2 separate regions of the Homo sapiens genome follow, and region 2 is linked to region 1. The links are chromatin contacts, found by Hi-C or POLR2A ChIA-PET in ENCODE. All regions are on one chromosome and are shown on one strand. The core of a region is the stretch at or near the end of the contact, and the rest is flanking DNA. Distances in the headings are between cores, read along the strand shown.

Region 1 (3,381 bases), core at 278-2,777:
CAGGTCTCAAACTCCTGGGCTCAAGCGATCCTCCCAGCCTCTGCCTCCCTGAGAGCTGGGTTTACAGGCTTGGAGCCACCGCCCCCCGCTATTTTCATGTTTTGTATGATTCAAGCTTACAGTGTAGAGTGTATTAGCCTAATCCAATTACTTTATCCAATTGGGATAGAAGAAAGGCTTTTACAAAGTCAAAAGGAGAAATCCTGGAACTATGGGGCTCTTTCAAAGTATTAGATGTTAAAGAACAAAAACAGCCAAATAGCCGGGAGCAGTGGCTCACGCCTGTAATCCCAACTCTTAAGGAGGCCGAGGCGGGAGGGTTGCTTGAGGCCAGGAGTTCAAGACCAGCCCGGGCAACACAGCGAGATCCCGGCTCTACTCCCAGCTTCTCGGGAGGCTGAGGCAGGAGGATCCCTTGAGCCCAGGCGACCGAGGCCGCCGCGAGCTATGATCGTGCCACTGCATTCCAGGCTGGGCAACAGAGCAAGACCCTGTCTCAAAAAAACCCCAAAGAATCTAGTGCTGTTCCTACAGAGACACATTGGCCACAGGCTGAGGTGGGCAATAGCAACCAAATATCGCATGGTGGTTTACGCACTGCAGCCCATTTGGAGTCCTCAAATATGACTGCCCTTTCACAGATGAGTCTGAGACTCAAAAACTGTCACTAGCGTAAGGTTGTCCAGCGAGTTTAGTGGCTGGGAGGCTGAGGGGTAGACAGGGCGGCTAGCGATGTGGGGCAGGCCTGGCAGTCGCCACAGACGACCTAACGGTAGGAAAATCTTACAGCCACCAGGAGAGTTCCAGGCGCCGCGGCAGGGGGACTGGGAGAGGGGACTGCGCCCAGAATGAAGGCTCGGGACAAAAGCAGTTGCGCAAACGCGCCAAGGCTGGGCGTCGAGTGACCGCGGGCGGAGGTCACCAGCGGCCACTCCCCGGAAGCCACCCACGGACCACGCGCGCCCCTGCACGCAGAGGGGGCCAGGGCTCCACGGGCGAGCGGCGACCCTGCCTCCCGGAGACGGCGCGGCCTGCCCTGCGCGCCTCAGCCCCGGGTGCCGGCGTCTCGGGCAGCACCACCAAGTCTCTCTGGAGGGGAAAGGATGGTCGGATTTGCCCCATGTCCCTTCCTCTGACCCCTCCCTCAAGAGTGCCCCGGGACACCCCGCCTGTGGCTCAGCCTCCCCCGCCCCGCGCTGCCATCTCCTCAGGGCCGGGCAGCAGGCTCCCGAGCGCCCACAGACCCGGGGTGCGGCCCAGCCCACAACCGTCACCTCAGGGGCCTCAGGCGCCCAGCGGTGCTGGGCGGGGCTGGGGCACGACCGGGAGCATGCGCAGAGCGCGCGTTTCGCCCATCGCGCACGCGCACACACCTGCTCCGCCCCCACGCTGCGTGCCGCTGCTGGGTTCCGCCACGCCCGTCATGGCGGCGGCCCCGGCCGGCTCTGGCCCCGCCCCTCGGTGACGCGTCGCGAGTCACCTGACCAGGCTGCGGGCTGAGGAGATACAAGGGAAGTGGCTATCGCCAGAGTCGGATTCGCCGCCGCAGCAGCCGCCGCCCCCGGGAGCCGCCGGGACCCTCGCGTCGTCGCCGCCGCCGCCGCCCAGATCCCTGCACCATGCCGTCGGAGAAGACCTTCAAGCAGCGCCGCACCTTCGGTGAGTGTCGCCGCGAGGGCGGCGGGTGCGGCGGGGCCGGGGTCCGAGCTGTGGAGGGCGGCAGGGCCTGGGACGCCGTGAGGGGTCGGGGCCGAGCCGGGAGGCCGAGCGGGGCCGGTGGCTGCCGGCCGGCGGGGCCGAGGGATGCGGGGCCCGGGGCCCCGTGAGGGACCCAGGCCGGGACCGAGCCGGGAGGGCCAGGGGCTGGTCTGGGCCGGGGCGGCCTGCGGACCTCTCGGAGGCCTGGGAGGAGGCAGCCGGCGGAGGGCGGGCGGGGGCCGGTGCGCTCGGGGCCCCGGGCCTGCTGAATCACCCCGCGCCCTCCGCGGCGGGGTGCCTGCCGTACCCCGGCCACCGCCGCCCCCGCAAGCGCGCTGCGGGCGAGGGTCGCGCTTCTGGGGCCCAACAGCCCCCGGGGCCGCGCTGGGCCGTTCGGCTCTGAAGCGGGGCTGCGCCGGGACCCAGCGCGTCACCTTCAGGGCTGGTTTTCCCGTCGAGGGAGCCCGCCCGGGTGCGAGTGCCTCTTACAGACCTCAGTGCCTCGGTCGAGAGGAGGGGAATGTGCTGGGCCCCGGCCTCGCCGCGCCCGGGACGGCCCACAGCGGTGTTGCCAGTTCCTGTCTGTAGCCCAGGAGCTGGGGTGGGAGACTTCTCTTGGGTTTGCGATTACGTTCTCACCTTGGCACCAGGAATACCGAATACATCCCTTTTCTGCCGGTTCAGACTGGAAACCCAGCTTAGGTGTGCTGGCATTTGGTTAAACGTGCAGGTGTCACCATCACAATATTTACTCCACGCAGATGATGCGAAGTGATTATTTCCCGCTTGAGCAAGAGAACGCCGCAGATCCAGGTATCTGTTGTTGCCTAAGTTCCAGACACCGGTTTGGAAGGGAAGCACCGTGTTCATCGCGGTGGACTGCGAATGCCTGCCGCCATCCTCGTCAGGAGCCCACACAGTGGTGCTGTTTGTCTGCTTTTGCCTAGTTTCCCGGAGTCTAGAAAGAGTTTAGCATTCATTTGAGTTTGGATATAGTTTTGCAGGTCTCATTGACCATTATTTTTTTTCTTATGCCTGAGAAACTTAAGCAAATTAAAATGGACCTTAGCTTGCCAAGCATATCTTTTCAGACAGCCTCTTGAGGCAGTCCGTTGGTTAGCAAGACTTACACGTGCCTTTTTTGTTAGTAGTTTTCTTGTTAGTCACCTTAATGAACTCTTTACTGTAGTGTCTAGGCTTATTGAGCCCTGAGAGCAGCATTAAAGACAGATTTTCTTTTCTTTTTTATTTTGAGACAGGGTCTCACTCTGTCACCTGGGCTGGAGTGCAGTGGTGCAATCACAGCCCACTGCAGCCTCGACCTCCCGGGCTAAAGCGATCCAGCGGCCCCCCTCAGACCTGGCTTCTGTTTTCACCAATGAAAAGTTAACTGGGAACATTTATGTAGGAGAGATGCCCTTTTTCTCATAACAGAAACTATAGTTATTTTCTTTTTTGCTTAGTACTTTTGGGTTATTCTGGAAAAGTCTCTGCGAAGAGTGGGTAGTAAGGGTAGGAAATGTGAGACTAACACATCCGAACAAGGAATTTCCTGGAACCTAAAAGTGGCCCTGAGGGTAGACCAGCAATAATGCCCCATTTTTTTCCCATTGATGTATGGACCTTGTATATACTGTATTTTCAGGGTTTTTTCCCTTGGCTCACCTTTATTTTGCCCCCTCC
Region 2 (2,997 bases), core at 408-2,907, 130 kb after region 1:
CAGGGTTTGGGTTCCGGCTCCATTGCTTTATAGCTGCCTGAGCCTCCGTTTCCCAGTGTGTGGAACAGCTGGTAACCAGCATTCCTACTCCCATGGGTGTTGGAGACATGAATGAGATCGTCATTACAAAGCGTTCAGCACAGGTTAAGTGCTGATAGGTGGAAAGGAGATAATCAGTGGTAGCGATTATTATTTTAGTTGTCTACTTATAAAATCAGAAAATCGGAAATAGAAAAATACAAAGAAGAAAACTAAAAGTGCATGTAGCCCCATGGCCCGGCAATCCGCGCCGCTGGCCTTTTGTTAGCTGTCCTTCCTGGTTTTTTCCTGTGGGTGTGTATGCATGTATATTTCATAGGATCTGGTCATTGTTGAATGAGGATAGTTTATGTATGTATAGACATGTTAGTTTTTTCTTAATACCAGGCATAATGTATCTTAACCCACTTTTTTAAAACTTAAAAATACATGGAGAACACATTCTCCAAATCATTACATTTTACCATATTGCATATTTTTTCACTTTGTAATGTTTCGAAGTAAGGATGTGTTTTAGAATCAATGTCGAAAGAAATGTGCCAGCTATTTCTTCTTTTTCCCCCCAAAAATGGGGGTTATGATGACACTGGTAATACAAATAACAAATGATGGCTTCTCAGATTCAAAGAAACACAGCAGCCTAAAAGATCCTTCTTAATTTCCACAAAGGATTCCTCAGTGCCAGTGTTGTCATTAGCTCAATTGACCTCTATTTTTGGACATTTTGGCTCCTTCGGTTTTTTTTTTCACTATTACCCACCATGCCGCACAATAGAGTCTGCAGGGAACGCAATTCGATGGGCCAACGCGCCCTGAGGGATGGAGGCGGGGTGGAAGGTGGAGGGACCTGAGATTTTCTGTCAAGGTCATGGCCAGCCTGTGCTGGCCTTGTAGGGAGAAAGATAGGGGATAAGTACCCCAGCCTCCCTCCCCGCCCTCTCTCACATCTCATGCCAGGGCTCCCCCAGCGGGAAGCAGAGAGGGTGAGGAAGGGCGAGGGTATGGTTCTCAGGCCAGCCCCTGGGCAGGGAGAGAGTGACCCTGGTTGGGCAGCCCTGTGGCCCAGCACACCAGCCCTGTGGAGCTGAGATGCCGGCTTTAGATGGGGGGACTTACAACACGGGCTTTCCCTTCCCCAGTGGAACAGAAGGCGCCGGCGAGAGGCCCTCCTTGTCAGCGCCAGGGACAGATTGCTCAAGAATCTGCGTGCTCCAAGGCACAAGAGGGGTGCTGTCTCCTTTTCTGGAGTTCCGTCTCATGCCTACGTTTCGGGTAGGATGCTATTTTTAAGTGACTGGCACCGTGGATCAGTACACTTGGAGGGAGGAGAGGGGATGCCACACATAGCAGGGGTGGGTGCTGCGAGCAGGGGTGGGGAGAGGAAAGGGGGCTGCGTTCGAGCCACTCTGACAATGAGGCTGAGGGCTGGCTGGCTGTCACACCCACGGCCGACATTAATCACATCCTGCCTGGCACTCCCCAGCAGCTCTGACACATGTGGCCGCACCCCACTTCTGGAAAGCTCCCCGCTCAGGCTCTGCAGAGCGTTTCTCGCGACACTTCCCGTGCTGGATCCGTGCCGCCAGCATGGATTCCTTCAGCCTGGCTCCGGCCTGGGGTGGGCTCTGAGCCGCCATGGGACTAGGCAGAACACGCTGTGTGCAATGCAAGGCTGAGCACGCTGGGCCCCTTCGGGATGCTGGCGGTTACATGGGCAGTGGGACGGGTGGAGTGACACGGAACATGCCTCAGTTGCTTCTCCAGCTAGGGTTTTGGGGTTGCAAGCAAGAGAACCTGGCTCTTGCTAACCATGTTGGGGCTGGAGGCAAGGGTTTACCGGTAGGACCTGAGCTAGCTACAGAGTGGAGAGGTAAGATGAGAGCCAGCCCACAGGAAGGCCGGAGTGAAACAGCGTTGGGGGCCTGAAAGATGGGGACTAACAAGCAGCCTCTGGCTGGGAGGTTCTTCCGGGATCAATTTGCTCCATGCTACAGAGGGGACTTGCTCAGGGCGACGTGGCTAATTGGAGGCACGGACAATCTCCGAACTCAGACCTCTGACGGATGCCGTCCTCTGACCAGCCTAAAGCTGCCGGGGTCCTCCCAGCTCAGGGACGCTGTCCTCACAGGAATGCCTAATGGGGCTTCCTCCCTGCCCATCCCAACCCCTGGGGCCACACATTGCTTATTTTGGATTACACCGGGCAGCCTGTGCCCCGGTCAGAGGCAGGGAGAGCTTGGGCAGGACTGGGGAGTGTGACTCATTTCTGTCTACCCAGCCAAGCACCAAAGGCGATGCTGGCAAGCGGGAGACGGTCCACAGCCACTCACCAGCAGCCAGAAGCCAGGCTCAGGACAGCCAGGCCTCAGCTTACACAGAGGCCACCAAAGAATGGCCCGGCAGGATGCCAAACCTCATTTATCTGAGCGGAGCAAGGCCGCCTGGTCAGTGTCCACTCCACACCCAGGCCCTCCTCTCTTTGCTGCGGCCACAGCAGACACGCCAGCTGCCCCATCGCTGCACAATGCCAAGCCTCCGTCCACCTCGCCCTGAACGCCCTTCCCCCGTGTCCCTCCTATCTCCGTGAACGTGGCATGAGAGAATTCACGCTCTGCAGTCAGAAATCCAATGCCTGGTGTCACAACTTCCCAGCTATAGATCTTGGGCGAGTTGCATCCCTTCTCTCTGCCTCAGTTTCCTCCTTTGTAAAATGGGGATAAGACCTTCTTTGCAGGGTTTGACAGCCAGGAATCAGGTGTGCAAAAGTGGAGGTGTGGTTCATCACAGGGGCCTGCTGTGGTGGCTGTCCTTCTCCTAATAGCCACATTCCCCGGACCCAGCTGGGAGGAATGTGCCAACCCCCGGTTTGCTCTCCCTCTTCCTGTCTCAGTGATCCAGGCCATAAAAATGGCTCCTCCCAGATGCTGTAAGATAGAAGCTGCATTGCCCTCGTGGCAG

Evidence for each region. A loop is a pair of places that touch in the nucleus more often than their neighbours do. ChIA-PET counts read pairs that join two places held with the same protein, here RNA polymerase II (POLR2A). Pooled maps may share reads with other maps.
Region 2: a loop to region 1 is called in a pooled map, with 2.7 times the contacts of the local background. The contact joins the enhancer-like site here to the promoter of MAP1LC3B in region 1. A Hi-C loop is called at or near these places in 2 of 50 pooled maps. POLR2A ChIA-PET finds 5 or more read pairs at or near these places in 7 of 52 experiments (HEK293, HepG2, K562 and 4 more).

What each region holds. Positions count from the first base shown.
Region 1 is chr16:87,390,809-87,394,189 of GRCh38, forward strand. MAP1LC3B (microtubule associated protein 1 light chain 3 beta) reads left to right here and starts at 1,528. Exons shown (of 4, transcript NM_022818.5): 1 at 1,528-1,659. The coding sequence starts at 1,620. It also overlaps a transcript of FBXO31 not described here. RefSeq lists enhancers at 486-1,444, 2,661-2,710 and silencers at 961-1,610, 1,631-1,800, 1,911-2,040.
Region 2 is chr16:87,516,468-87,519,464 of GRCh38, forward strand. No RefSeq gene overlaps it. Among named protein-coding and RNA genes, the nearest start is that of ZCCHC14-DT, 24 kb to the left of the region's middle. RefSeq lists an enhancer at 2,392-2,989. Within about 2 kb of position 1,658, at least 14 of the 41 ENCODE cell types and tissues checked have a DNase peak (open chromatin) inside an H3K27ac peak, as active enhancers do.